Linked DNA regions of Mus musculus: region 1 is linked to region 2. A link is a loop called in an ENCODE intact Hi-C map of the cell type or tissue named here. Cell type or tissue: heart. All regions are shown on one strand. Links, peaks and the distances in the headings refer to the core of each region. The heading gives the core; the rest is flanking DNA. Region 1 overlaps Cdk14 (cyclin-dependent kinase 14). Region 2 overlaps Cdk14 (cyclin-dependent kinase 14).

What was found. A loop is a pair of places that touch in the nucleus more often than their neighbours do. Peaks named below come from ENCODE experiments on the same cell type or tissue, not always from the same donor. Only the 100,000 strongest peaks of a DNase experiment are listed, where the experiment ranks them.
Region 1: a loop joins it to region 2, with 2.6 times the contacts of the local background. A loop is called at or near these places in 2 of 42 quality-filtered maps.

The regions. Positions count from the first base shown.
Region 1 is chr5:5,254,398-5,270,671 of GRCm38, forward strand. The region is part of intron 2 of Cdk14 (cyclin-dependent kinase 14); the gene reads right to left. Among named protein-coding and RNA genes, the nearest start is that of Gm30151, 110 kb to the right of the region's middle. In heart, for the core only: no CTCF peak of the experiment used is centred there; no DNase peak of the experiment used is centred there; H3K4me3 peaks cover 692 bases; H3K27ac peaks cover 1,931 bases.
Region 2 is chr5:5,172,884-5,189,157 of GRCm38, forward strand. The region is part of intron 5 of Cdk14 (cyclin-dependent kinase 14); the gene reads right to left. Among named protein-coding and RNA genes, the nearest start is that of Gm30151, 190 kb to the right of the region's middle. In heart, for the core only: no CTCF peak of the experiment used is centred there; no DNase peak of the experiment used is centred there.

The DNA of each region.
Region 1 (16,274 bases), core at 6,294-10,293, 81 kb after region 2:
AAACCCGTTTGTCCTCAACAGTCCTCTGGAATCTAGTAGATCTTTGCTGACAAACTCATGCAGCACAAGAGGCTTCAGTAGTTTAAAAATGGTCTTCTAAAATCGTAGGGCCAGGAAGAAAATATCTGGGCACATGCGCCCAAGGCCAATCACAGTAAACAGACACACGGTCACCCCATGTGAAAGCAAGGCATGCCAACACCAATGGGAACTAAGGGGATATCTTCCCCAGCTGCGGGTTTTCACACTTCATTTAAAAACAGAAGCGACAAGAGTTATATAAGCAGGCCTTCCTTGTGGTGCTTGAAAACACTTAAAGAGAATAAATCATCACAAATACCAGAATAAACTGGTTTTTTTCTTCCAATGAAGTCAACAGAAGTTAAAATGTTGATGTAGGTGAGAGATGAAAACACAGAGACAGATTCATCTGAATAAGACTAGCCCACTTACCTTTTTTTTTCTATTTGTTCTTTGAGAATTTCATATAGCATATTTTATAAAATTCTTTCCCACCCTTCAGTTCCCCCCAGCTCCTCCCTGCTCCCTTGCCACCGACTTCATGTTCCTTCTCTCTAATACAACAAACACAAAAAGCAAAACGTAGTCACTAAAGAGTCAGCATTCAATTTATGTTGGTTAACTGCTCCTTAGCATGATGTGTGCCTGATACCTCCAACATCACTCCACTAAAGATAACTGATTTTCCTTCTCCTAACAGCTATCTTTTGCAAATGGCTTCTTGGTTTGGGATGGGGCTTCCCCTCCTTCATGTAGGGATTTTGTCTGGCTTGAGCTTGTGAAGGTCTCGGGCATGCTGTCACAATCTCTATGCATTCACATGTTCATTTGCTCTGTTGTGCCTAGAAAAGACTGTTTCTTTTAAAATCATCTATCACCACCTCTAACTCTTATAACCTTTCCACTGCCACCCCTTCTATGTAGATCCCTGACCCTTGAAGGGAAGACTGTGATAGAGACATCCCATTCAGGGCTGAACACTCCAAAGTCTCTCATGTTCTGCATGCTATTGAGATGTGTTGCTCTCTACTATAAGAAACAGCAGCTCCCATGAAGGTTGAGCGATGCATTGTTTTATGGGTATCATTGGAAGTAGTTTTACTGCTATGTTAATTTTTCAAAATAATAGTAGGCCTTCACTGGGGCTGGATACATGAATTGCTTGGTTCTAGGATCTTGGCCTCATTAATAGTATCAGGCATAGTTCTAGCTCATGGGGTTGGCCCCTCCATCCTTAACAGAAACTTGCTAATTTGTTGGTAGACCCTAACTTGGTTTAAGAAGAGAAGATAATTTAAAAAAGAAAAAAAAAATAATAAAAGTCAGATAATTCAAATGGCATTAGAGGCTTCAAAAGTCAGAGTCTGACCTATGTGTTTTGCTTGCAGCTATGTAAAACCTAGACAACTGTTTATTGACGCCTCAGCAATGGATGTGAAAGAGCACAGCTTAATTCGGTTAAGCCTGGCATGCATTTACAGTGAATTCATTCAGGTTGAAAATTGTCCCTTTGAATCAGCCATTTCCTGGTGATGGGCATGTCTCTAAGATCCCAGAGTGGCCTTTGCTACTTGCTTATCCCACACTCATGGTAGAAGGCAGCTACCAGAAAAGAACGGCTGTTAAAGACACCAAGTTGACTCATGTCAAATATGCCGCACACATCCAGTAGTGGCTAGGTCATGGTCTTCTGATGCTCATGAACAGAGTATCTACCACAGGACCAGTGCAAATCATGGGATAAGCACAATGATGACAATAGCAAACACTTGTAGGTATTTCTGTTTTGTTTTGTTTTTCTGTTGTATGTTATGCCCATGGAAGACTAAGAATTTTCTCCTACTCAACAACTACTCTCAAAATCACTCCTAATAAAAATCACCTAGTCATTTACAAGTTTTATGCAGTGTTCCCTCTCCCCAAAATATTTATTTTTTTCTAAATTATAAAGCAAAACAATTCTACCTTTAAGGGAATTTCAACTAGAAAAAGATAGATAGACACAGAATTATGAAGAATAAAAGGAATTTACAACTCTGCTGGAATAATACCCCTGAGTGCCACCTTTGCTATTTTAACCTGCTGGGTTGAAAAGGACTGCATCCTCTCTTATTGCAAGATGTGGTTTCTCTTTTTTTTCCCCAATTAGTGTGTGTTTGCAAGTCTATTTCTCTGTGCAGCCATGTAGATAAAAATGGTTCTATGAACACATGGAACAAAGATAGAGGGTGTGTTAACTATATGTAGATACAATGATACGTGTATGGATATTTTACTATTTAGCATCTTTTGTTTTTTGCCATAATCAAGCTCTCTATAACAATATTAACTAAGACCCATAACTCAAAACAGCATACAATAAGCCTCTTAAACATTCTGTGTCTCAGCCTTCTCATTTGTTAAACAGTAAACTGTTGTACTTAGCAGTTATTTTGACCTTTACTACCCCTAGCCTGAAAATGGTCCCAGATAACAACTAGTGAGTGACTTTAAATATATCAAGTACCAGACAAATGAAACCACTTCTTTCTGTTTCCTTTCCTATGCAATTCCTCCTCAAGAATTTAGGATTCAGAGAGTGTGGCGGTGTTACACACCATAAACACTTACTTTGGTATCTCTGGTCTCAGATTTTCATTACCTGTGAGATCACAGAATCATTTATCAGTGATCCAGCATGAACATTCTGGCTAAGCAATCGATCAAGCAACATATGGTGCAGCAATGTGCACTGTAGGACATTGGCCAAACTTGGTTCTATTAAACAGTATCTCTGTCCCTACATGAATATCATTGCTGCAACCACAAATGCTCTACGAACTACATCCCTTTTAGATTGTGCCTCACAGTCCATCCTAAATAACTGCTGCTGTCATCTATTTACATAAGCTACACTACGCTTGTTTTCCTAGATTTGGTGGGAGCAACAGGAAGTCCGTCTTTGTTTTTTGTTTGGTTGTTGTCATCTTTCTCATGTGCTAATTATATTTCAGGCCCAAACTGTAAGTACTTGGGTATATAAACCATGTTTTCTGTCTCTTTATTGTCCTAAAAGATAAAAGTATGGCCAAGAAATAAATGCTCTGCCAATAACTACTCAATAATAAGCTTTGCCTTTAACTAAAAGTAGGCTATGTGAAAAATCACTCTCAGGCACTGCATTAAAGGAGACACCCCCTGAGTTGAGGTCTTTTCTGGTCAATGGAAATCCTTTCACCAGCTATTCCTGCTCACAGAGTTCGATATCCATTAAGGTGATCCTGTTTTCAAGTGCTTTTTTAAATATCAATTAATTTTTGTAAATAGTAATTGCATAAAATGATTGGTTACATTATCACATTTTCTCACACTTATTCAAACACACTCTCCCCCTTCCTGCCGATCCCTTCCTCTTTGCAATAATCCTCGTCTTTCTCACGTCTCTTTTTCTCCTAAATCTACACTCTCCACCTGAAAGAAGGAGGAGGAGTAAATGTGATGCTGTGGTTCTGAGTATGACTTATTTCATCCACTTATGATGATCCCTACCCATTTTCCTGCAAATGGCAGGACTCCATTCTTCTATGTAGCTCCCCATAAAATTCCATTCTGTATAGAACTGCACTCTGTTCATCTACTGATGCTGAGCAACAGGCTCCTCTCTTGACTCTCACAAATAGTAATGCAATAATCACAAACGTGCCTGCATCTCTCTGCAATGCTAACTTTAGATTCCCAGAAGTACATCCCTAGGGATGCTGCAAGCTGGATCCCATGAAGTTGTGGCTTGAGTCTGAGGAACCTCTACACTGACTTCCACCACAGATGCACCTACCACACATAAAGACTTCTTTTTCCTTTATTTTCACCAGGATTTGTTACCATTTCGTTTCTTTGGGATAATAAAACTTGTATTTCTCTACTGACTTTTTTCTGTGGATCTCACCTAATTCTATTTGATCCATGCAGCAACTAATAGACAAAGCTGAATGGAAATGGACAAACCTGCACCATGTCATACTGACTCAGGAACTTCAGTCTTTCTGGAATCTAATGTTTATTATCAAGAAACGAAACGGGAAGCTGTCTTATTGGTGCTAATGGGAATATGTATGTATGCCTCAAGCAGGTGAAGTTTTGGCAAATATTATAAGAATAATTCTAAGGAGCTTTCTCTACTATAATACTTATATAGTAATGGCTTTATGTGAGCTATAGTTTGCCCATAGGTCCACAGAGGTGTATGCATCCACTTATAAACCTTTAGTATCTTCACTTTTTAAATTACCAGGATAAATTTAAAGTAAAGCTTAATGATGCCTCACAGCAAAATAAAAGTAGCATCCCTGTTACTACTTGAGGTCTACATAGGGTCTTGGTCATGCTATTATCCTGGGGAGTCACACGTCCTCTATCTCATGCTTTAAATACCTTGCTACAGACCAACAGGACTGACCCAGGACTGACCCTGCCTGGAATCTCAGGCCCACCAGAGCCCTACCACATTAGAATCTGAATTTTAACAAGATTTCCTATGGATTCATAACTGAGACATGTATTGATATATTTTGCTGATATGGTCAAATAAAAGAGAAAAGTCAACTCCTTCAGAAACACACTTTCTTCCGATTTGTGCATGCCACAGGAGTGACGAGCATATTGCATCTTTGGGTAACATTTCTGCTCAAGTGTTCCATAAAATACGATGGCAACTTCAGATAATTAATATTATTTTAAGCACTAAAATAAAGTTTCCTAACAATATACAATCAATGTATATATAGCCAATGTGTATAAACATCCTCTGTTTAAAACAAAAAGGAATGAGATAAAGTTAAGAATGAATAGAATAGACAGATTATTATAGCATACTTCCTGTCTATATTTTGATGTACTTATGTGCTTCTAGAAAAGAGATATTTGTATGTGTTAAAATCATGTCTATTTTTTTATTAATGTCATTAACACTTTTCTCATGAGAATTGAACCCAAAACTGTGCTTTGCTAACGTATCAAGGATTATTTGGTATCTTTGGAGTAAGCAAGTTTATAAAGAAGTTAGTACTGTATCTATAAATAAAAATATTCAAGCCATCGGTGTGCACAAAGCATTGGGTACCACCTGCAATAAGCCCTACCATCAGGAGAGAGCCCTCTGTCTACATGGCAGACTGGAGTAATCCTCTCCAGACTGAAAAAGCACATGGGTTCTGACTCCTACTCCATGGAAGGCTGAATCAAACACTTCTCAAACAACAGTGGTCCCAGGAAAACTTTAGCAAGAATCCCAAAGAGTCAAAGAAAGTTTATACAAATTCTCTGACTCCTGCTTGATATCCCCAATCATAATATGGTTAGAGAGAGAGAGTGCGTTCACATAAGATGACCACATGCATAGCCACTGTTGGGAGGCAAAACAGTAGAATTTACAGATGTACTTTCTCCCTGACCACATATCTATAGTCAGAAGGGCCAGAGGAGGAGTTTGTGTAAAGCTGAGACTCTACACATGGCAAGGGGGTGTCTCTGTCCTGCTGCTCCGCAGAGTGAAGACTCTGCCAACCTAAAAGAGTCCCCACTGCTGCAAGCAGAATGCCCACTCTCCACAGAACTGAAAAATTAAGCCACGCAAAGTGGCTCTCAATGCACAGCTAATTAGTTTCTTCATCAAGACACTGTTCCCCTAAAGCTGTCAAGAAAAAGTCTATTTCTGTCCTAAAGGACATTTTTCTCTTTCAAAGAATGTACAGGTTTAAACACAACTCTTTATTATGATTATTATTATTATCACTATTATTATTGTCTCTGTCTTTGGTCTTGTCTGAGAAAGGGGAATAGCAGTGTATTTTCAAAAGACCCTCCATTATGCATTAGGGGAAAGCAACCTGGCCAGGGAGACTAACTAACATGAACTACAGCAATTTAAAAACTGAGACCGTGTGCCATTTAAGAAGTCCTAAAAGCAAATCAAATGGGATAGGTCTGAAATCAGTGTTCTATCCTAACCGGGATAGCCATCTGCCCAGCCTAGAAGGCCTACTGTTTGCATTTCACTTTTTAACAGACATCCTAAGAGACTCCAGAAGCTGTCATCTGTCAGAAAGGCTGTGCAAAGGTCAATCCCGGGCATCTTTGGAATTCTGTTGTCTCACTTCTGAGCTTCACTGAATTGCCGCTAGCCTGTTTGTACTGTGAACCAGGACAGTTCTATCTCCACGTTTATACCTCTCAGAGAGCTCTTTATTTGGTCCTACATGAAAGATAAAGCAACATTAAACAATGGGAACGGAAAAGACTACGCTAGTGGAGGTAAGACTGATCCATTAGGACCTGAACTCTTCTCACCTGGTAACTATCTGAACAGTATTTAAGAACAATGATATAAACACTTCAAAAACTCTTCCTGAAGAAGAACTAAAATGCCATACTACCATCTTATTCTGAAACACATAAAAAAATAAACACAACTTCCATCGCCTCACCTGGATCAAACACCTTTTCTAACAAAAATAATGAATGTTTTATTAGTCCTTGGGTAATAACTTAGCAATGGTGGTCAAGATGTGATGTTGCAGTGTTTAAAATGTGATGTTTACCTTTCAATGAAACCAATCTAAATTCTGGAACCATAGAACCCTGGAAAATTTAGAACAAAACTGAATTCGAGTTTGACAGCCGAAGCTCTCGCCGTTTGCAGAGAGAATTTTGTGTGAGTCACTAGCCACACAGAGCTCCTGAAGAGAGACACAGGGAACAATGTGCCTTTGGGAGAAAAAAAAAGCAAGTGTCTTTCAATACAGGTTTCACAATTGGTCCGTGTACTGGGAAGAGCTAAACCTTCAGCAAGAACAGCTATCCTGTATAATAAAGCCGCCCGCTTCCATGAAGACTTGCTCTGTGTACCCTTGCCACAACAGAAAAGTCAATACTGACTTCTCAGTAATCCAAGGAGAATGGAGCCGAGATGGCTGGATGTAAATATCCTGCTGTGTGTCTGCCACCTGAAACAAGCCCGGTGCTTCCACAGGCATTTCTCTGCCAACGTGTTATCAGGATCTCATTTAGTAGAGGAGCTAACTGCTGGCTGAAATGGCTTGTCGATTGGACAGAAGAGAACCTCTCCAGACCACACACCCTCTCAAAGTCTGGCAAGGGAAAGCAGGGAACAGGAGCATGCTGTTACAGCTTCTGTTTTATCTTCTTCAGTCCTGTAAAGTTCAGAAATGCTCATATGTGCCCTCTAATGAAGCAAACTGGAAAAGAATCTGGGATCTGGTGCGAAGGTCGTTGTTAGAAAAGAGAGACGGACACTGCAGGTCCCTAGATGCTGTGACACTGGTAAGAGTGGAGGCTCCCAGTCACGGAACTCATCTACAACAGTGACTATGAAAACTACCTTTAGCACAATCTCTCAGTCTCCACCAAGAGCCACGGGAGGGCACAATGTCATCTCAGTTTCAGAAGTAATTAAAACGAAACAGGCATGAGCTGGGCCACCCGTCCAAGGCCATGCATAGCATAAACACGGGAGCAGAGATTTATTGCAGGACCAAACTACAGAGCAGAAGCTCTTGACCACTGTGCGCACATCCCCTACGTTCTACATCCTAGATGGATTAAAGGATGAGCCTTACCTGCAGACCCGCCCACCCATGCTTTCACCGCTCCTGATAGAAAAGAAAAGGAAATCCAAAGCTGCACAGAGTCACTGGCACGTAGTGTTCTGGCCGCCCTTCCTTCCTCCCCTCCACCTCACCACCAAAGTAAACAGTCATTTAATTAATCTGATTCCGAATCTGCCTCCTATGCCGAGCCAGGCTATAATAGAGAAAAGCAGAAGAGTGCAACGCATTAAGAATCATTAAGGACAGGATACCATGTGTGCTGCAGGCATCTGTAATCGGAGCACTTGGCCTCAGCTATATATTGAGTTGAAAAAGTCAGTATGACAACATGAGATTCTGTCCCAAGACCAAGGCCACTGAGAAAGGTGGGATGACCCGGATAATAAACAGTGTTATGCTGAATCTTGCTCCTCTGTGCCTTGAACAGGGAGTTACCAGCATAGATACAAACCTGCCAGTGATCCAGTACAGAGATTGTCAAGTCAGTTGATAGCAAACAGATAGCAAACAGGCTCTGGATGGGGCCGTAACCTGACCTTCTAAAAAGGAAGCGTCTATTGGGGAAAAAAATAATCTCTTGGATTTAAAAGGAGCAGTGTGTAGGGAAATTCAAAAAAGAAAAAACTTTATTGATGAAGCTAAGCTTGCCTGTGTAATGAAAACCTGTTTATTGTGGTATCAAGCATATAACCGCTCTCTATTCCTCCTGACAAACACAGACGCTATCTAGAGGGGTTCTAGTTGACTGTCCACTAAAAGCAGGATTCGGGGCAGAAGGTAGCCCACAGAGTACATAGGAAACAACCACCACCATCATCATCGTCATCATCATCATCGTCATCATCATCATGGCCTTTGCTTTTACAGTTACAATGAGTAACGCACTGCACAGGAGGTGAGATCTTAATATTAATGACAAAAGTCACAATCCAGCTTCACAATGAATATCCCAGCTGATCGTTGCTTTTATCCGCAAATATACAAGAAAGCAGTCCAGTTACTGTGCCCAATCAATCACACGCAAATAACCCAAAAACCAGTGGGCAATTCCCTTGGCGGATTTTGGACCTCCTTCCTTGCTGATTGGAGGATCTTGTTAGAAGCTCTAAGTTATCTGCTAGCATGCCCATATGGGGCCTTGATTCACTGACACCCTATGCTAAGGAGGAAAACTGCTATCTTTTCCATATTAAAATCCAAGTATACTCTCCAAGGAATAAATTCCCAATGTATGGCGCGGTATCGTGAGCTGTGAAGACACGCTAAGTAAGATTGGCCAAGTGCTATGTCATTGCCCTGTACCTAGCAGAGGCCAACTCAGAGGCATAGAAAGTAGAACCAAGGTTGTCAGGGGTGAAGGGAAGGGAGAATGGTAGAAATATTTAATGACTTGGAATGATGAAGAAGTTCTGGACATGGATAGGGGTAATTATTTACCACAAAACACTGAATATACATAATAATGCCACTAGACTATAAATTTAAAAATGGTAGGTTTGGCAAATTCTGTATAATGTGTATTTTAAACACAGTTTTAAAAAAATCAAAGCATACAGTGTCTCTCTCACAGTTACCAAAATGGAAAAGCAAACACTCCCCACAGATTGTTTTTCTTCAAAATATCTTTTAAAAACAAGATTCTAAGATCCACGAGGGCAGAAACCAGATAAACCTGTTCCATTCATCATTGTCACCAAGTAGACTCTCCACCAAGGCTTGCATGTGAGTGACTGCCTACAATAAAACAGGCTCTCCTGAGCCGCCATTCCACCATCTAGAACGTTCCAAATTTACTTCTTGTGAGGTAGTATTACTATACCTAAGCTTCTGGCCGCTCCTCTCTACTGCTGCAAGTATGTCTCCCAGCATCTTATACAGAGACACTGAATGCCTGCATGATGAAGACAAGTGTGGTTTTAAAATATATGTCGCATCACCACACCACTAGCCCCCTTTTTAAACATCACGTTTTGCAGATATTCCATTCCTCCTGTTGTGAGATGAAAAAGAAACAAAAAACAAAAACCTCGCAGTGTACACAAAGTGAAGGTAGAAATATAAATAGCTAGAACATAGCACTCTCAGAAGACAGAAAACAGACTCATCTCAACAGACTTAGATATAAAACACCAGTTTATATTTCTCTTTCCTTTTTAGAGAATAATAAACGACTGATCGAAATACAAGAAAATTCCAACTCTCCTTTGAACAAAATCCAAATATTCATTCCTAGAAATCAAAGCCCAGTTTTATGCTTAATTTTTAATAAGTACAGAGGCTCCTCCTCCAATAAGTCACTTACTATAAATCTTAGATTCCATCTATGTTTTTCTCGATTAACTTATAAGGTAATGAAGTAGTCTTTCTTACTTTTTTGTATCACAAAATTATATAAAAACTACTTTCTGATCAATATGCAAGTTATTGAAAATCTGGTCAACTAATATTCACTCACTACAACATTCACATTTCAAGTTAATTCCTAAGTTCAAACATACAAAGTAAAATATTTTAAAGCAAAATATCAAATGCTGACACCCTTAAAATTTAGCACCCACATAAAAGGTAGACCCAGACAAATTCACAGGATCATCTAATGTATTAGTCTCTTATGTAAACAATATGAAAATATATCCTTCAACTTCAAACCCCCCTGGCTACTTAATACCATGCCCCAATTAATTAAGTAAATAGATATTCATCCTCTGTCAGGGTTTATATTTCAACCTTGCTTGTCATCTTCTTCATGAACAGGCAAGCCTCATTTTGGTGTAGCCTGTCTACTAGCCCAGCCTTTCTTGTATGCAGGGGTTCTCCATCAGCATCTATAATGCTAACAGCCCACTAGTAGAGCTAGCTGGCACTTCAAGCAGAACTGCATGAAGAATTATCACTTCTATGCAGGAGAGCAAAACCATTACAGGTATAAAGATGCCAAGTGGCAACACCCTGACCTCTACTCAGAAACACACACTCAAAGCAGGTGCATGTCAGGGCTCGAGGAGGAGAAGGGGTAAGGTGATCAGAGAAGCAGCCCCGGATTTCTAGTATAGTAGAGATATCAATTCTACTCAGACCCAATCCAGCTAAATTCACAGACATCAGTTTACCCAAAGGAAAAGTGGTCTCCCGTCCTTCAGTTGATTGACTCAGAGGGCATTCAGCTAAGCATAGCCAGGCAAAACCATATGCAAGATCTCTTTAAGCTATAAAAAAAAAAAAAAAGGTAGACTAGTTTCCAAAGAAATCAGACTCGGCTATGGCAAAGAAGCAGTCACTGAACATTTTCTTCATCTTATCTGCTCCTGGTGTTTACAAACTCCAGGCAATAGCCTTGGGAGCCTCCGGGGATTCGCTGAGTAACCCCGTCGGATCCTTAATTTAAATACCCCATTATCAATCTCTGCTGGTTTTGGCAGTTAAATAGAATCGACTGAGTGGCATGACATGCACAGAATGAATCCTTTTCAAGTTGTAAACGAGTGAGTCAGGATTCAGACTTGCCGAGATGCTCCAAATTAAAGCCCTTGCTATGATTCAGGCATGCTCTGTCTTACCGTTTATGCTGTTGTCTCTCTTGAGCCGGATTCACCTGGAACTCCTTAACATATCTCTAGCAATGTGTTTGCACCAAGCCAGCCTCAGACAGCAACTGAATTCACATCTTTCTGCACTAGCAAGCTGAAATGGTACGGCCGTACTACAACCAAGAAAGGGGGAAGCACAAAAAATTCCAGAGATCACCCAGAGAAGCTGATCTCAGTGGAGCAAGACCAAAAACAAAAAAACAAAAAAACAAAAAAACAAAACAAAAAACGTTTCAGAAGAGCACAAAGAACATGCTAACAGTCGGTCTTGAAAGCTTTAATAGGTCAATTTTTTTTTTCCCTAGAATGATCTCTTTTCTTCCTCCAAACACGATGGACTTGCCTGTGGGGTTCCCAGGAAGGCAGAGTGAGCGGGCTCTGCAGCAGCATTGCAGCCAGAGGAACCACGCATATGCTGTCCAGGCAATCCACTACACCCTGTCTCTCCAGAAAGATATTGATTTGCAATGCAGTGCTGCTTCAAAAGCATACAGAACGGGAGGCAGACAGCTCGCGGTAATTGCACATGAGGAAAAACATTTAATCAAAGGGATGCACTTTATCCTGCTCAATTCAATTTTTAAAGGCACTAGAGAAAGCCAGAAAGTATCCTGAGTGACAGTGCCATTAAATCATCATCTGAGGTCCTAGAGAAGGCCAAGTTTAGGCTACCAGCGTTCATGTTACAAATGCTTGGGAAATGGTTTGATGTGTCTATATGCATAACGTTTGTCATATGTAAATGAGGCATAATGAGGACTCTAAAATTACCATGCACCAAATGCAGGAGGTTAGATTTTTTTTTTTTTTTTTTTTTTTTTGCACAGGTGTAGCACTTACTGAACCAAAGTGACAGTTGCATAATTATGAGCCTGAAGAATTACTGATGGGCTTAGGACCCATGACAGCATCAAAAAACAAAACAAAACAAAACAAAAATCCAAAAAACAAACAAACAAAACAAAACAAAACCCTGCAAACCAGGGCATGCAATCTTTAAGTAAATTGTGCCAAGTCATGCCAGAGGGTACTGGGTGGCAAAGGAAAACTAACTGCTACTCTCTTAGCGCCCCCTACAGGAGAGAGGCTGATCTCTCCCTCATACTTGAACTAGGATTTTCTATGCCTGGAAAGAGAAGCACCATGGTTCAAAAATTAGAGTAAGGTACAGCAAAACTGAAAAATAACTTACAGAAGAAATTTTAAAATAACATGGTAATCTATAATTATAAATATTCAATTTTATGGTAAATTTAGTAATGAGAGACGGTAACTACTGTGCTAATGGTGAGTGGCCAGTACTCCCCAGGCGCTGGGCTTGAGTCTGTGTGTTGCCAGAGGCTGAGGAAGAGACCATTCACCCATCACAGCCCAGTGGATACAAATGAAACACTTCTCCTTCATAAGACGTCATCCTCATCACTCCAAATATCACCTGAGAAATAATCAACTTGATTTTTTTTCTGCAACATGAAAGAAAAAATAAAATATAAAAAAATAAAATTTTCATTTAAATAAAAACTATTATGTGCTTTTTTCTTTATCAAAGCTAAGAAATAAACACTTTTGGGGGAGGGGTGCGTATGCATAAATATGCTTTGGCAAGCCACAAGTCAAGTTCAGATGCTGTTTCTCGGAAGCTGTCCACCTTTTTTTTTCCCCCTCAGTTTCTCACTGGTCTAAACCATTTCCCCAGAGCTAAGGTAATAAAACCTCATGTGCTGCCATGCCAGGCTTTACACAGGTTCTGGTATTGCATGGCAAACACTTTTCTGATGAAGGTAGCTGCCCACCCCAAGTTTTTCCCTAATATCAGAAAGTATTTTAATTGTGTGAACCACGTGCCTGAAGAGTAGTGGTCGTCCAAAACATCTTTAAGGCCTTGAGATTCTCGATAGGGTTGCTCATCCTTCCAATGCACAAACTCTTCTTTGGCAAAGCCAACACTGCTTCAAATCTGAATCATGTAGGATTTAATTATCTGTCACATCCTAAAATGCTCTTTTATTATTGCTACTGTCCCCATTTTAAGGCTCTGAGTACAAACCATGCCAATCACCGGCTTTTTTCATTACTCTGTAACACAAAGCGAGGCCTCTAAAAACATTGATTAATTCTTAAACTAACTCATCAATTTTTCCCAACTCCATGTTTTGGGTCTAAAATTATCTTAGGTAAACTCCTTCCCACAATTCAATGCTTAGGTTCCATGTCAGCTTAGTCACTTGGCCACAACAGTTCTTATGGTTTGTTCTTCCTGAAACTGTGGGTGAACTAATGTGGTATGCAAAGGGTTAATGCGACAAACCATAAAAATAACAAAACAAAACAAAACAAAACAAAACAAAACAAAACAAAACAAAACACCTCTCTATTTACTCCACAAGCATGCACTTGTATACACAGCACTGTGAACAGCTACATACATTCTCTACATCCAAGGAACTAAAGGAATGATGACAAATAAAGTGCCTACTATTCACAAGGACCTGAGACATATAACAGGTCATATTAATGTCTTAACATTACAGACATATAAACGCATAGCAAGCAAGACATGAAATTATCTGTAATAATCAAATACCAAAATTAAATTTGCAAGTAGATTAGGCTAAATCTAACTCAAAAAGAAACTTCAGATAATGATTTCAAACACTTATAAAAGCTATCCGAAAATGATTCTAAATAAGTAAAACAAGTTATAATAATGTAATAAAACATGCTTATTATTCTTCTAACAGAAGGTCTCATTATGTAGCCCTGGATGGCCTTCAATGGTCCATGTCTGCCCTCAAACATTTCATCCTCATGCCCCAGACGCCAAGCATCCCTGGCGATGTAAGTTTTTGACATAAGCTCCCTGCTGTATCTCAGGAGACTCTTTAGAGTAAGTAACATAAATCTGAGGAGCCTGGGCTCTGCTTGGATGGGAAAAGCACGTGAGCAGCCACGTGAAGCCTCAGCCGGAAGCTGGCTGAGCCGATGGCCAAGCACAGTGGCAGCAAGAAGGTTCAACAGTAGAGCTTAAATGGTCGTGTGTCGCGTACCAGGAAATCGGGCATTTTATCCCATGGGAAATGGTGGTTGCCTTGATTCAAAATGTCCATCTTAAGGGAATTATAGACAGATAGTGGGCTAGGTGGGGCTTTTCAGTTTTTAACAAGGAACTGGTATAGAAAATAAATCTGGACAAGGAGGAAAGGGAAGACATTCTGGAAGCAAGGACAAATTTCTGGACAAGACCGTAAAGAAGGCAACGGAATTAGGGGGTGGACAGATAAAGAGGTGTTTCAATGCTTGCTATTGACTGGACTGGACATGAGGCCCAGTAAAATGGGGGGAGCTCAAGTTTAGTCCTGAAATTCTAACATCACAAGGAGAAAGTGGGGGCATAAACAACCAACGGATACGAAGGAAAGGCGGCCGGTGGAGAGGAAGAGGTGTTCTGGCAAAGGCATGTGTGCGTTCATGCTCAACAGCACACGGCTTGCTACATGCCTTCACTCATTCCCCTAATATCTGGGGTGAACCAAGGTGCTAGTCCACCTACTTCTAAATCAAAGGAAAATGAAGCCAGAGATAAATGCTTGCAACCAGCCTCAGTCCACCTGAAACTAGAAGATAAACCATTTGTTCCTCAGGCAGGCAGCCATTGGCTGGGCCTGAAGAGCAAGGGCTCCAGGCAGGGCTGGGCGCACTGACTGTGCAGAACTGAGCCTGTTCAGTCAAGCCAGCCATTTTCCACTTCCTCAATGCTGACAACTGCTACAGCCATCTTCACCGTTGCTCTTCTCTCTGCCCTACCACGGTTCTGACCTGCCAATCACTGGCCCACTCTGCTGGCCCTAGCTCTACTTAACTGGACTTCAGCAACTACCTCAGCATAATCTTTCCTCTCCATCCCTAGCCTGCTGCCCTAGCTCTGCACATTAATTTGCTTTGTTCTTCTATTTATCTTCACACAAGAACCCCACCACCACCACCCAAGAATCAGGGGCTTCTCTATGTTAGTCCTGGGTCTTCCTGACACTTTATAAATTGCAGAAGAGCTGCTGGTGACAGGAGTATAAACAAAGTCTGGGGGAGGGTACAGAGTCAAAATGGGCAGGGAGCACGGAGAACTGTAGGGGAAAAATATGGTATCAATAAATACAACTTTAGAGTTGGCCATAAAATAGCAGTCAAGGCAGTGCTGGGACATGGGGCTCATCAGTAAATTAGTCACTGTTTTCACGAATGAAGAACATCTTTACAAGGGACAGTGACATGTATCTGAAACCTCAATGGGACACAGTAGAGGCTACAAAACATTTTGAGATTCAGAGAGAAAAAAAAAGGATAAAAGTTCTTATAAATAAACATCTCATTTGGATTTGTAAAAAAAAATGGGAAAAAAGACTGACAAAGTTTAATCTGGCATCCATGTAAATTCATCTCCGCAATGAAACCGAAGTTAACCTCCCGAAATGCTTCCCTGACTTGAGATGGCTCTTTCTCCAGCGCCCTGGGGAGGTTTCTGAGTGAGCATTTACAGTCGTTAGCTGACTGCTTCTCCAATGCTGCTGCTGCTTCACCAGGCCTAAGCATTGACCTTGGAGTAAACCTGAAAATTCTACAGCTCAACTGCTCTCCATCAATGGCACTGAGCACCCAAACTTTCATATTCGGATAACTGTCATTTAGTTAAAATAGTTCCTCAAAACACTGCAACTCTGAAGGCGCTGAGCTTAACTACTTAAGAGTCATTCAGTAGCTAAGCTCAAGCTATCCTTAAGCCCTTGGTGCTGTTTATGGGAGCGTCAGAATTGAGAATTTGTGTTCTCCTTTCTGCGCCCGGCTTACTTCCCTCAAGCAGTTTTCTCTGGCTCCATCGCTGCTGGAAATGATAGAATTTCCTTGTTATGAAGACTAATGGTGTCCCTCTGTGTTTGCGCACCACTCCCTCTTTCTCCATTCATTGATGGTCCACATTTATGCTGATTCCATAACTCAGCTTTTCTAAACTGAGGAGTGAACTGTAATAAACACGTTGTGCAAATATCATTTTTGAAAAGTTGATTTC
Region 2 (16,274 bases), core at 7,290-11,289:
CCTACTTCTCTGACTATTAATGTGAGTAAAATGCCTTCCATGGCTGGTGAGATGACTCTGCATATTGGGCCAAACTTGACAAGAGAGATCTAACTCCTACAACCTTCCACACATGTGCCGTGACAGATGTGCACACATACATACATATATACATACATACATACATACAAACAAATAAACAAGCAAATGTAAGGTCATTTTTTTCAATGTCCTTCCAGGGTATCCTTATACTCTCCTAACACATCTCTACACATATAATAGTCACTAATCTGCCATTCAACATCAATGGTGGGGTTTTCACGGGAGGGGGTGTTGTTTAGTTTTTGATCCTAACACATACACTGAATATCTACCTCATTTCAGCGATAGTTAAAAGAAAGTCGGTACCTGTTATGGTTCAGATCAAGAGTAACTCCTAGAGATCCCTGCACCAAAGGCTTAGTCTCAGTGGGTAGCATTATTGGGATAGTTGGAAGTGCTGGAGACTTTAGGAGGTGAGCTGAAAGAGGTCACTGGGCTGTGCTTTTTCTCTTGCTGTAAGTCCTGTCTGCTTCCACACTTCTAAAAGTTGAGCAGCTTTCACCCACCATGCCCTTCTACTGTCACATTCCTGTTTCATGGCCAATGCAGCAGCCAACCATGGACCAAAGCCCTGAAGCTGTGAGCTAAAATAAACGTTTTGTCTTTGATCTTCTTTCCATTAATGTTTGGTGACAGTGACAAAGTCTAATATAGCACTAAGTGAACTGAACCCTTATGTTCATCTGAAAACATGAAAGAAAGAATGTATATAATGTATATAAAGAATGTATATAAAGAATGTATGTAGCAATGGACTGAAAACGTGAAAGAATGTATATAAAGAATGTATACAGCAATGGACTGAAAACGTGAAAGAATGTATATAAAGAATGTATGTAGCAATGGACTGAAAACGTGAAAGAATGTATATAAAGAATGTATATAGCAATGGACTGAAAACGTGAAAGAATGTATATAAAGAATGTATGTAGCAATGGACTGAAAACGTGAAAGAATGTATATAAAGAATGTATGTAGCAACGGACTGAAAACGTGAAAGAATGTATATAAAGAATGTATGTAGCAATGGACTGAAAACGTGAAAGAATGTATATAGCAATGAACTGAAAACGCAAAAGAATGTATATAAAGAATGTATATAGCAATGGACTGAAAACGTGAAAGAATGTATATAGCAATGGACTGAAAACGTGAAAGTATGTATATAAAGAGTGTATATAATGTATATAAAGAAAGAATGAATATAAAGAATGTATGTAGCAATGGACTGGAGATTGACTTGGTGTTAACAGTGTTTGCTATTCTTGCATAGGAGCTGAGTTTGGTTCTAGTTCACATACAGTGAAGTGACTCCTACTTGTCTATAACTCCAGCTCCAGAGATCTGATGTCCTCTTATGATGTACAGGTTCCTTATGAGGAACCAGGCATGCATGTGGTATATTTAAACATATCTAGGCAAAAACAAAAACAAAAACCCTCTCATAAACATAAAAATAAACGCATCCTTTAAAAAAAAAGGAATATCCATAGCCACTTTGGTTAAACTTAAAGCAACTTTGGAGTAAACAAGTAGATAATTTATGACACACTTATAGAGTGAAACACTATTGATTTTAATGAGCTACCAATCAACAAAACAATAGGCATGGCCTCTAAGTGCATATTACTCTGTGGAGAAGTGTTTATAAAACAGCTGGGCACTCTGGTTCTAACCATGCCAGATGCTGAAAAGAAAGCTATAGAGGTGGCAAATACGAGGAGTGGCTGGCAGTGGCAGAGTGATTGGTAGAATACATACTTAAAGGTGTGAACGTGTTCTGTGTGTTACTACAAGGATGTTACTATGTGATATCGTCTCCACAAACAGCAGAAGGAATCCTCATACAGACTGTGGCTTCAATTCATAGTGGCATATCAGTATATTCAATTCATAGTGGCATATCAGTATCCCGTGATCATTTGTAACACAAGTGCCACATTCATACAAGATGTGGATAATTAAGGAAAATCCCATGGCAAACAAGACCCTTGTCGGAAATAGCTTTAATTTCTAAACCATATGCAATTGAACATATAGAATTTTATTGAAAATTAAAATTTAAAAATGATGTGAAATTGAAAACTTTAAAAATAACTCTTAAAAACGTAATAATCTCCCTTTGGACTCTCTTTCCTACTACCACCATTTCTACAGAGACAGCCGAGGGCCTGAACACTGCCTTCTTTAATGGTAACAGAAACAGTCAAGTTTCATTCAAAACTCCAAGTGAATACATTAATAGCCTGCAAGGGTCTTTTGTTGTTGTTGTTGTGGCTAATTATAGCATTTAAGAGCTTTCCCCTAAGTTTTTGAAAGCTGAATTCAGACTCTCACATGTAATTCACTCCAACATCTGGGATTAATTGGCAGTCTTACTCAATTTCCCTGGGAGGAATTCTTGACAGATAACTGTAATTGCAAAAGCAGTTTCTGAAATTTCTATCCCAGATGAGTAATCAAGTCTTTAGGAGTTTGGACTATGAGAGTGGTAAACACTCTATGTGGTCATTTTTACATTCATATGTTGTTAGTCTTTTCCAACCCATGAGTAATAGCATCTGTAAACAATGACAGGCTCATGGTACAGATATTATGTCAATCGTAATTAGTCATCTTAGATAAAGAGCCTATTAAAAATAATTGCCAATTTCCCAATATTCAGATTCATTCTACTGAAAAAATTATATAAACTTATCTGTTACAATTTGCATACAAGACCCTCTTTTTGTAAAAAAAATAAAATAATAAAATAAATAAATAAAATAAATTATCCCTAAAAACAAAGTGGTTCTAAATTAATCACTTCTGCTGGGTATGACAGTACTTGAAAGTAATCCCAGTATTCGGGCTGATGCAAGAGGATTATGATCCCAAGGCCAGTCTAAATTACATAGCAAAATCTTGCTACAATATTTAAGAAAAAAAAAACAGTAAAAATTAAGAATAAACATCTTGTGGTAATGGTTTGTGTGCACCATTTCTCTACCATAGCAAGTCAGGCAGGAGCAAGGCCACAGTCAAGGCCACAGTTTCTCCTGGCTCTGAAGGAATCCCCAGAGAGGATTTGAATTTAGTTTTTACACAGTGTTGTTAGTGATGCTCACAGGCATTTTACGTAAATACAAGAATTGCAAAGGACTGCAATGAGGCCATTTTCTCTGTCATAGAAAAGTTTTCCTGGAGGGCTCTATGGGGCCCGTTAGAATCCCAGGAGCCCCGAGCACATGCACTCCGTTAAATGAGCCAGAGGCTCACCCAGGCATGAACATACACCACAGACCTAGAGCAGGCCAGTGTGGAGGGAAGGAACGAAGTCATGTGCTCCCGTTACACTGCAAAATCCAAGCCCCCATCGACTGTGCAGGCGAGTTGTAGTTATGGACATAATGCCTTTCCTTATGAGTCCTGCAGTAATTTACATGTTAATGCATCCATGACATAAGCTGAAGCCAGAACTCTGGCATCGTGTAGAGTACAATTAACGGTAGCCTTCTACAATTTCCTGATGACAATTTATTTGCTTCTTTCAGCGAGAAAGAATATGAACTGTGGATCTACCAAAAAACATAATCAGCAAGTATTAGAAATATTGCTAGTAAAGGGCAATATCCTTAATCCCTGTGTGACCGTGTAAGTATTATGATAGTACTAGAAGATTATTTATCATCATGGCTATTAATACACTATTAATAAAAAACAATTTACTTTCTTAGTATCTACTTAGAGAAGTTCATAACCCACACCCCCGTTAGCATCAATGGCACAGAAAGAGCCACCTCCTTGTGAAGGATTCAGACGCTCAGCAGTGTAGAGGAACTGCTTGCTAGCACACCATTTGACTCCAGTTCTCTCAGTCCACAGTCCCGTTCCTTATACTATACAGTGTGACCTTTACTAAAGGATACTATGCTGTTGTACTGAAGGAGAGCAGCATTAGACTTACTGACTCACACCTCCCCTAAGAGTATTGTTTGCAAAACTATTTTGGCAACATCCCCTACCAAGACCATTCCAACTCAGACAGGGGCTTTGGACAGACCCCTACCCAACCTTTCAGGAATTACATGGTTCTTGGCAAGTTATATCCTTTCCCTAAGAGCTTGGTTTTCCTCATGTATACTGGGGATAATGCCAGTAGATGCATCTCACAGGGCAGCTATGTGAGTCTGCTGAAGTAATGAATCCAAAGTAGGAAGTCAAACACCTGGCTTATAATCATTGCAGAGGCAATATTGTGTATTACCCTGACACTGAATTTTCTAAAACTCTATCTGCCAGAATAGGCCCTCACTTCCTGACACAGATCACAAGAATCTTTGTTTCCTAAGGTTCCTTTATATTTACAAAAGGTCTTAGTCTTAGTTAGGCTTTCCATTGCTGTGATGTGTCTAAAGGAAAGCATTTAACTGGGGCTGGCTTACAGTTTCAGAGGTTCAATCCTTTATCCTCAGAGTGAGAAGCAAGGCACCATACAGGCAGGCCCATTGCTGGAGGAGCCAAAAGTTCTAGCTCTTAATCCAAAGGCAGCTAAAGGGACTGTATCCCACACTGTTGGAGCTTTAGCATAGAAGACCTCAAAGCCTGCTCCCACAATGGCATGCTTCCTCCAGTAAGGCCAAACCTACTCCAACAAGGCCATACCTCCATACAGTGCCACTCACAGAGGGCCAAGCACTCAAACATGAGTCTGTGGGGACCAATTACAACTACACAGTCTTGGACTTCCTGGCAACACATATGAAAATGTTTTTAGTTATTTCACAAAATCTTGTTTTTGTTTTATGAGCAAGAAATGGTTCCTATTTATTTTTTACTTCCCACGGGGTGGGGGGCACTTACTAAGTGGCATCTACAACATGGCACCGAGTATTTGAAATGACAGTCTGGAAGAATGATTTTTCAGTCCCAAGCTCACATTACAAGAGTAGTGACCATCACTGGGCATGGAACTTGTCCAGCCTTCACGGGAACCTCACACAGGACAGGATAGATAATCTCCCCAACTACACAGTCCTACTAAGTGCCAGGGCACAGGCTAGAAATGAGATCAGGTTAACACAAGCCTCTGCACTCTTTTCTGCTGATCAGATAAAGAAAAGATTCCTAGCACTTTAGAAGTCCTTGTATAATTCCCTCTAAACATTATTCCTGAGTTAGAATGATTTAAATGCCATAGAGGAGTGTCTCCTGGTAGTTTGTAAAAATCATGTGTTCTTCTGTGGTCTTCCTTCTTTCAACCATCATTATGTTTTTATATTTGTGAATGAAATTCAGTGCTGAGAGTAAAGGTGGAGATATGGATTGGGAACTTATCAAAGAATGGGGAAGTCGGCACAAAGAGAATTGGAAAAATCATCACAAAAAGGTAAGGGGAGATCCTGCGAGGCTAATTCATGTTCATTAGAAAGTGAAGCCAGTCAAAGACAATAGATTCCTGAATGGTCGAAGATGCCAACCACCGAGAAGAAGACTTAGGGGGGCCACCTAGCAAAGAAGAATGCTGACTGCCCTGTTATCCCTTAAAGGTCATCCTAGTTCTCCAAGGTATCCACTGTTTATCTGAACCTTAGTGACCCTGAGAGCCTGAGGGAAAGGTGCCTGAAGGAACGTTTGCCAGTGACATTAGTGGCTTCCCCAGGAATAAACAACTGCAAGTGACAGGGGCAAATGGTTCAAATTCAACAAGTTAAGAACATTCAAGGAATTGGGAAGGTCATCATTTTTTATAACCTTCCACTGAAATATTCTCATTTTACTTATAAAATTCCATAATACATTGGTCTTTATGCTGGAATTGTTGTGTTTGTCTTACTGTAGTGTATTATTGTCCTTTTATGAAAATCATCGCATCTGCAAACGGACAAATGTCCAGCATGAAAATGTTCCTCTTCCTATGGATGGAGGTCAACAAATTGCCTCATAAAAGTGACAGTCTTCAAAAAGTCGGAATTCTAAATTAATATACATAATTTAAGTAACCATTCAAAATATTGTAAAATACCTTCTCGCTCTTCTTTAAGGACTATGATTGGATTTAATGGGGCCCACACAACTGGAAGGTTACCCTCATGTTTATTTCTCTGAGATTTTTATAAGACATGTATTTCAGCAGGTAAATGCAAGACACAGAGTGTGCTTACAAAGAATGAGTCCTCTAAAATAAGCCTCCCACTTTCAGGGAGAGACTGGATGTATGAATGTGCACGTACATACACACTACGATAAAAATTAGAACTGTATGGACTGTTATTACATATTATCACTAAGGCAGGAATTAAGAACTATCTAAAAGTATGGTGCCCAAGTTACACCTAAACCAGGAGTGGACTTTAACTTGGAAAAGACTGAAGCACACACGAGAAAAATGAGAAAAAATTATAATATAGCAGTTGTCCTGTCTTGTCTTTCCATGTTAGGTACAGATTAGCTCTCAAATTTCTTTTGCACAAATTATTCCACTATGAGGACAATAAGTTCTGCCATATTAATTGCTTTATGAAATAGTACAATTCTTAATATTAGCTAGTTCATTTTCTCAATATTTAATTGGTGATGAGTGAACTCCTACCAGGCAAGCCTTGTTTGTTTTCTAACATTCCTGAACCTGTAGAGAGGGCTGCATGTATTAAACTGGCGCTGATGTTGGTATGTTGGTCTGCAGCTCCTGGCCAAGACAGCAACAGAGCAATTGGAGCAGTCAAATTCAACTCTACTTGGGATCTTTTATATTTATATAAACTATTCAAGTCACAGAAACATTCTGATCAAGAAAGTAACAATAAATTTTATGTATTCCTTTGACATAAAAATTTAGGATGATTTTGGAAAAATTAGCATTATTGAAGTTTCAGTATTTAATATGATATCCTTCATTCTTTAAGCATATCCTTAATCTAAAAGTGTTTTGAACAAAAATTTAAACCTACAAAGAGCAAATAGCAATTTTATATACATAAACAAGCACAATTTGTCATCCAATCTTTTATTTGCTGCTATAATACTGTGTGTACTTCTGTATTTGAAGGAAGATATAATGAGGAAAACATGGGCATGCCGTTTTAATGACTTGATAAACTTTTATACTGCTTTGGGACTTCATGAAGCACATAGGTGAATCTGTAAGTACTGTGAAATATTGTAGATGTTCTGTGTAGAGTTGTGGGTAGAAGCTTTATGTGTCATTGGAGGGCAGTATGTGGCTTTTTATACTTCATAGATGAAATACAGTGCAAAAGCTAACTTAAGGTGACAGTCTGAGACTGTTCAAGCCCTTGGACTTATCCTACAAAGAGTGTTTATTCTTTTTTAGGTTACAAGAAAGTAATTGCATTGATTTGTTTTGTGAATGTGGCTCAAAGGGTGGCCAGCAAGCTTCCCTTAAGGCTGATACTTCCCCTACTGCTGGAGCCTGCCCACATGGCCCTAAGCTACACACACACACACACACACACACACACACACACACACACACACACACACACACACAAAGGCTCACAGATAACAGGACAATTGCCAAGCTTTTGCTGAGTATTTCCTTTAATTCTTTTTCTTGGGTCCTGTTCAAAATGTTAGGGTTTTGGTTTTTTTTTTTTTTTTTTTTTTTAAGTACTACTATCAACTCAATGCTCTTGGGTATACCCAGAGAACTGACTGAGCTGGCAAGTATCCAAAAAATATAAATATCCCATACTCAAGTTTCCTTTTATTTGTCCTTCTGAACTTTTCCCACAATATACTATATAGTGCATTTCTCTCACATGTGCTATTAATTAAGATTTTTTAAAAAACAAATCAAGATAGGAATTATTCAATGGTTTTAAGAAGAGATCCATTGCATTCTAAAATGTCACAAGAATATGAGCAATGCAGAGAAATCTGAATGGTTTACTTTTCTGGTTACTCCACAGGAAGATGGGATCCAATTCTGAGGTGAGGCCAGCATTCTAAGGAGCTGAGTCACCACCAGGCCTCTGTCTCCTCCACATTGACGACTCATAGGACTTTGCCTCAGGTCTGAGCTCTACTGATCTTGATCATTCTAACACTCCTCCCTACAACTCAGTTGATCTTCTGTAAATGATAGGACCAGATTACATGATCCCTTGCGCTCTTCCCAGACCTTACAAACTAGGATTAAACCCTTCAGGGGCAAGATGTCTACCCCTTCAGGTTTAGTATAGCATAGCATGAGCTTAATACCTTTGACCATACAACTCTCACAATGGCCTATCAACTTATGCTCTCCTTACTTGCTGATGCTCCCAAAATGGATGCATTCAATACCTAGTTCTATCTTCCTCTTCCTTAATGCTTCCATATAGGTCCCAAACACAATGGTAATTTAAGAAAATGAAAAGTAACCATAGAAACAAATGTTGATCAGGACAAGACTCCAGTTCACAGCAGAAGAGACTTGTGGTGAACACAGGATAGGCAGTGTTTGCAATTAGAAAATTTCTGAGCAGCCTCCATACCCACTCAGAAGGTAGAACTCCCTCTCAGCAGGCAAACTGGTGGGGTTGGGTGGCAGGGAGAGTATTTCTACTTCAGCTAGCTACTTAGCAACAACTCTCCTCTGTTCATTTCTCAGACCACAACGTATGACTATAACCATGGTTCCTTCCACTCTTAATTCTGAAACAATCGTGGCCCAATTAGTTGCTGCTTAAAATCTATTAACTCACTACCTAGTCTCTGCATTAGCTCCATTTTCATAACAGTAGGGGAACGCAGGTATCTAAGGAGTCTGTTCTTGTTCCATACCACAGCCTCTAAGGTACCAATAGGTCATAGATGAGCATATCTGTCCAGAAAGCTTAATGTAGTTAAGCACGGGAATATAAGTGTACAAGCATGTAATACTTGCAAAGAACAAAAAAGAAAGAAGAGGAAAGGGAATATCACTATTAAAGGCTACAGGATGTCAGAGAAGAGGCAGTGTTTAATGCGGTCTTTAAAAGGTGACTCGAGTAGAGTTGATGGTCTGGGGTAGGGACAGGCTAGAAAAAGCAGGTACATTCATTCCTTTGCCAGTACATTCCTCCACCAGCTGCTTCTCCCCTAGCCAGCCATAAAAATTCAACCTGTCATTTGCCACATACAATCAGCTTCTTAGTTGTACAAGTTATATAATGATTTTTTTCTCATATTGAGTTACTTTCTTGTATTGAACAAACAGTATGTTATGATTATAGCTCTTTGTCAAAAACTGACAGCCCCTGGAGATGGAAACTTGTGATCTCAGCATCTAAGGAGACAGATGTCCCAAAAGATCCTGACTTGCCAATGGTTTCCACCTTACTCTACAACAGGCTTTGTGCCTATAATCTTATAATCCAGTTTGCAACATATGAGTTTTCTCATTATTTAACTTGGTCATCTTTTATAAGTTTGAAAAATTAATCCTTTATCAAACACATTACTTGGCAATATTTTCTTCTGATTTGTGACTTGTCTCTTAGTTTTCATAGATCTGTGTTCAGGGACCACAACTTCAATTGATAAACTGTCATCTTCCATAAATTTGGCTAATCTCTAATCTGAAATCACAAGGCTTCCCAGCAGGTCTGTGTCCAGAGATTCTAAACTTTTTATATTGAATACACAAACTTAGTATTGAAATTGGTATTGGTTGCAAGGTGAGTATTGATCTGTTTTGCATTCAAACATCTAATTGTCAAGAGTAACAATTTTTGTAAAAACTACTTCTTGTCCACTTAAGATCAACTGTCTAATTTGTTAGCATTAAGTGGCTCATAATAGCCCTATAAAGACCAATGATTCCTCTAAAGTCAATAGTTATGTTTGCTCATTGGTGGTATAGTAACTCATACCTTGTTCATCTTGGTCAGTCAGGTAAAAATGTATTAATATTCGCACAGCAAAAACAAACAAAAAAAAAACATCAGCTTTCTGTTTAACTGTCTTCTCTACTGCATTTCCGTTCTCTATTTCACTGATTCCACTGTGGTTATTATTCTCCCTCTGTTTTGGGGAAATAAATAAATAAATGTGATGCTCTTTTCCAATACGCTTAGAGAAAAAGCTTAGATTTTAAGTTGAGATCATATTTCTTTTCTAAAATGTATGTTCCAGGCTCAGCTTTTCTCCCAAACACTGACTTATCTACATCCCATGAATTTTGATGATGTTTTTATTTTCATTGATATCAAAATATCAACATTCATTTTTATTTTATCTATATATTATCCAGAAATGTGTTGTTTAATTTTCAATTTTTGAATTTCACTTTTGTTCTTCATGTTCAATGTAATTGCTTAGGAGACAGAAGTGACACCTTGATGAACGCAGTCCTCTGACACAGACTTCTGTTAAGGTTTAGCCTGTGACGTATCCTCGAGAATATTCAGTTTGCTCAAAAAATGCATGAATGCACATTTTACTTGGAACTATGTGTCCAGTTGGTCACCATATCATTTCTACCTTCTACATCTTGGTTGGCTTCTTCCAATTGATATTCCAATATTTGGGGATAAATGCATGAGTAAAATTGTTGAAATGTCTATTTCTTTTATGGTCCCCCTGTATATTACAACTATTGTGTAAAGTTTATGCATTTCTAATGGGGAGATCATGCTCATGGCAGACCTTTCATCACTGTAAAATGTCCCTCTCTGCAGGAAAACTACAAAAGTATCTATCGGTATTTATTATACTTTTTATCTTGTCAGGTTTCCTATGATTAATGTTTACATATCCTACTCAACATTTACCCCGATGAGTAGCTAGAACTAAAGCTCATCTCTTCTACAAAGCATGGAGTTAACTCTTCTCTTTCTACCCAGTCTGGAACACTTTTCTCTGGTGTCCTGAATGCAGAGAGTTGAGATGCTAGAGTTCTATCCCTATCCACTGCATCTCTTCGGGGATGCTCAAATGTTTCCGTGTTCCTACTCACTGCCTTCATCTTCTTCTCCATACATTGAAATAAAAGCATACTTTGTTGATTTTTAATCATATTATTTTCTTTGTGATTATTCTGAGGAATAATCATACATAGGTTGAGTATAGTTTGCTCCAGGTTAATATTGTCTTAATATTTATTAAATGTAGCTTTTTCTCTCCCACATAAATATTATCAATATGTCATATATCTAACAATGTTACAATCACTACGTGAAATAGTCTAGTATCTTACAGATTGTATAAAATATTATAGAACTGTTTATATTTATTCACATATTGCCATTTCCAACATTCTAATTTTTTATACTAAAAAAGTGGATTCGTTGCCAAGTGCACCCAGCCTGGCATGTGCACCCAGCCTGGCATGCTTCGCTTAGTATTTCACTCAGGTTCTGCTGATTTGGACATAGCTCTGGCCTCGTTTCCAAAGGATTGTTTTGTTAGATGCAGAATTTTAATTGACAGGTTTTCATTTCCTTCTCTTTTGTTTTTTGAGTATGTCAGTACTTTCCCTTCCTGCAACTGCCACTGTAGATGAAAGGTCAGCTCGTGAGTACAGTTTTCTCTGCTATAATGAGTTGCTTGTCTCTTCCTACCGTCAAGATTTCCCTTTGTCTTTTTCTTTATGCAATTTTACTTTTAAAAAAATCTACCAGTGGGTCTCTTTGTGCTTCTTTTAATTGTAGTCTTTTGACATGTTTGCAGTCATAGGATTTTATGGTGATTTAAAAAAATCATGCCTTGCCCAATTCTTTCTCCTCTTTCCATCACACACAATGTATCTGTTTTTCAAAAGAAGCATAAAAAAAATCACATTATTTGGTATCTTCATTGACTACTTACTAAACATAAAAAAATATCTCTTAAATATGGACCTTGAAGATCCATAAAACACCAAATTCCATCAGTGAGCATGACATTAGCCATGAACTTCTGTTCATGGTGTGTCTACCTTTGACACTGCTGGGTAGCATACAGGGTATGCAGTACAACAATGTCACATCTCAAATACTCAGAAGTAGTAAATATGTGGCAGCAATTTTAAAAGTAATATGTTGCTATGTTAAAAACTATCCTACAAGGAATAAATACCAAATAGCTTTATATCTATAAGTTATTAATATAACTTTATGATTTTGCAATTTAGTTTAATTAGCCAAGAAACTTTTAAGTGAAGAATGCATTATTTTCAAACAAACGCTTTAGTTAAAAACCTCAGTTAAAATTGCTTTCTAGAAAAATATGCAACAAAATACAATTTATTTATCTCTAGGCCTCATCTTCTTTTATGCAGCTTAGATACATCCATACTGACATATTAACTCAGGATTGTTGAGAGAAATATATTCGGTAGCATGTTTAACAGCATGGCTGGGTAAAAAATGAAGAAGTACACAGGAAAATTTAGACAATTTTAAGTATTCAGAAATCTGATTTTAAATAATAGTACTAATCTCAATCTTTTACCTACTGGAAAAATCCATAATTGTATCATCCGTGTTTTAAACACGCGCGCGCGCACACACACACACACACATACACACACAGAGAGGGAGACAGAGACAGAGACAGAGAGACAAAGACAGAGAGGGGGAGGAGAGAGATGCTATGAGATTTGAATTTACCATGCTAAAATAGTTCTTTTAAACCATTAATAATATTCCTTTATGTCTGTCAGTGAGTGAAAAAAATTAACATGAATTGCTATAGAACCTTTTACAAATGACAGGCAAAATTTTGTAAATGGAAGGAAAAAAAATCCATGAGTCTAGACTATGATTCTAAGTAAGTTTATGTAAATTGACTCAATTGTTATTCTTCATGAGACTGAATACTGTAATGGGTGTCTGCCAGCTAATAGCAACAAAAATTGAAAGCTGTTGTATCATGTGACTTTACAGCCTGTGAAAATAGTAGTTTTCTTTTAGTTAATTCTGAAAATTAAAATTTTTCTTTTAGCCAAGCAGCTGCTTTCTTGGCTGGTTAAATTTGAAAAAAAAAAATCATCTTGTTTTGTCAACTGGTAACATAAGGTAAGATAGTATATTTTTGTATTGAAGACCATTTTGGAAGGATTATATAACAACTGTCACCTGAACATGCTTTTAATTGCCTAAAATTCCCCATAGACCTCTTCAGTTTTTAGCTTGCCAAGCTATTAAAGATGCTACCTCATGTAATTCTCACAACTATCCTATGCTAAATGCAGATAAGAATTATCTCTCAGGTGCAGGTAAGGAAGTTGAGACTTGGGATAAATAAGTAGGCCTTTGTGAAATAATGCCTAGTAAACAGAACTGTAACTGGAGGCTGGGACAAGTGTGTATATAAAGATAACGCATTTCTGTAGACAGTTCATGTCAGAAACTAAGAAACTGAAAGTACAAAGACTGAAGTATTTCCTCATGACCAAAGGTTAGTGGCACAATCGCCACAAGCCCTCAACATTCTCTGACTGATATAGTGTCTTTCCAAGTCTTCTCTCTCTCTCTCTCTCTCTCTCTCTCTCTCTCTCTCTCTCTCTCTCTCCTTCCCTCCCTCCCTCCCTCCCTCCCTCCCCCCCCCTCACTTTGATCGAATGAGTTTGTATCTCAACAGTAACACAGAAAGGATCTGGAATGTACTCAGGCATTTTGTTGCTTAATCTTTATTGAGTCTCTACTATGTGCTAGATAGTTCACCAGACTCTGTATCTAGTGTTGGTGTCCTTTGACAAAAATATCTGGCAACTCCAGCTTCTTAATTTGGAACATGAGGATGATTAACTTCAACCTACATCACAATAGTGAAATATTTAGATCATGTGCCTGAATATGCCCATAAGGTCTCAATTGAGGCATAACTGGTCTGTGACCTCAACAGCCTGGCCATGTAAACAAATGGCATATGAATGCTGGGTTTCAAACTTGCGCCTGTGAGACTGAACTCCCTGTGATTTCCTGTCCTCTGTCATTCTCCATAGGCTCTTTCTATTCCTCATCCCTTGTTCCAGGAAAAGCGTTGGATGTCACCCTGAAGGTCCCATGCCCAGGGCCATTGAGCTCCATGTCTGAACAGACACTTCACCCAGCAAGTTGTGCCTCCTCAGAATCACACACCTATCTCCTAAAAACAGCACTTGTCCTTTTTCTCCCTAAGTATTTCATTACCTTTTAGTCTCTCTTACACCAGCTACATGATCTGAACCAAAAATAGAGAGATGGATGGAAACATGCTTACTGAATGGCGAGAATCCCTGCAACACACCTCTTACTCATACCAAGGACTGAATTTACTGAATTACTGAATGTAACTAGCAAACTTAAATTCTCTAGACAAGAGGGTCAGCTATCTTTCCCTGTGGAAACCAAAGCCTCCTTCAAAAATGCTATCCTATGTTGGTATCTGATGATCAGCACGGAAAGGGAAGGTGAGTATGTGTGTGTGTTGGGGTGGAGGTGGGTACATCATCCCCATCATATGTCTATATAACCCACCAAACAATAATCCCTGTTCAAACACCCAAAGGCATCATTCAAGGCATCTGACTCTGAAATTTAGGTTGATAATTAAGATCTCAGGGCAGCTGAAGGATGGATATTCAGTACCTTCAGTACCAAAGAGACCAAAACAAGAGAATATGGAAGAAAACTCATACCTCTACTAGTTACTCTTAGAGACACCAGAGAAAGTGAGAAAGTAACTCTTCTTGGTCCTTCTTTTTCCTTAAATCCACCATCTATATTTTCTTTTGAATTTTATTTCCTAGTAATGGATTTTTATTTCCAAGAAATCTCATTCTTTGATTGTTTTTATTTGATAGCATCATGAACTTAAAGATTACATCTTCTGAGCTCAATAAAGTTAGTAGTATTTTTATTTTTTTTTTTTATAGATGAGGAAACCAAGGAATGGAAAAATTTTAAGGCATTCTCAAAAATCATACACTTAGGCAGAAATCCAAGCAATTTTGAATCTATATATGTTGGGCTTGAGGGTTCATACTGAAATAGTAGACTAAGCATGATGGTCACTAGACCTATTGACTAAAACTCAATTTAAGAGTCAAGCTGGAACCTCGCCTGGCCACAACCGAGAACAGATCATCTCTGTGGCCTGCCTTAGCTTCCAAAATAGCACATATAGGGCTATTGCATTTTATACAATACTGGCTTTTTTTTTTAATCTGTCAAAGAACAAACAAAAAACAAACAAACAAACAAGCAAACAAAGAACCCAGCTACTTGCAGAAATGTCCAAGTTCAGCTCAGAACTGATAAATCCTAAACTTATTAAGACCAGAGAGAGATAATTTACTCTGTCACCTACTGCATTTGATCAAATGATGTGTTAATGTAGAGGAAAACATAGCTAAAACTTCACTTAATATTCTCCTAACAATTCAATATTGACAAGACACAAATATAGAACCACAGCAGTCCTCTCAGCCCTCTCCAACATTGCTCTCTGGATTTGTTACAGAGGGTGATTGTGGCCTGGGAGCCCCTCTTCCCCTCTGTGCAAACTCTCTCAATGGAGTCCTTCTAGACAGCCAAACACAAGAGCACCTGTGTCAAAGAAGAGAAGGGGGGGGGGAGGGAGGGAGGGAGGGAGGGAGGGAGTTAGGGAAGGAGGGAGGGGAGGGGAGAAGAGAGAGAGGAAGAGAGGGAAAGAGATAATGAGAGGGGGAGAGAGAATGAGAGAGAGAGAGAGAGAGAGAGAGAGAGAGAATGACAGGGAGACAGGGAGAGAGAGAGGGAGAGGGGGAGCGAGGGAGAGAAAGAAAGAGAGAAGGAGAGAGGAAGAGAGGGAGAGAGGAAAGCCCTGTCAGCAATGAGAGGTGCTTTCTCTCCATTAGGGGGATGGTGGGAGGTGTGTCCTGGCATCCAGCCCTTTGACAACAGGACTTAGTTTATAACCAAGAATGATTACACACATATCAACTCAGTCCTACCAGAGAAGATATATATTCATTAGACTATATACCTGGACAAAACAGATTGTGGGATGGCCTAGGAAGCTAAGATTTATAATATTTAACCTTTTGAATTAATGTGTCTATAATCACAATAATCACTTTGAGGAACTGTCAAAAATAGACCTTTATCACACTACATATATTTAGTAGCCTTTGGAATCAGTTCTTCCTGATGCCAACCTCAAACTAACTACCAATGCCTTAACCATGCTAACTGACATGACAATTCATATCCTTACAAGTCATAGACCTTGTCTTGTAATCACAGAGGAAAAGTCATATTTTTATACAGAAAATGAAAAATAAC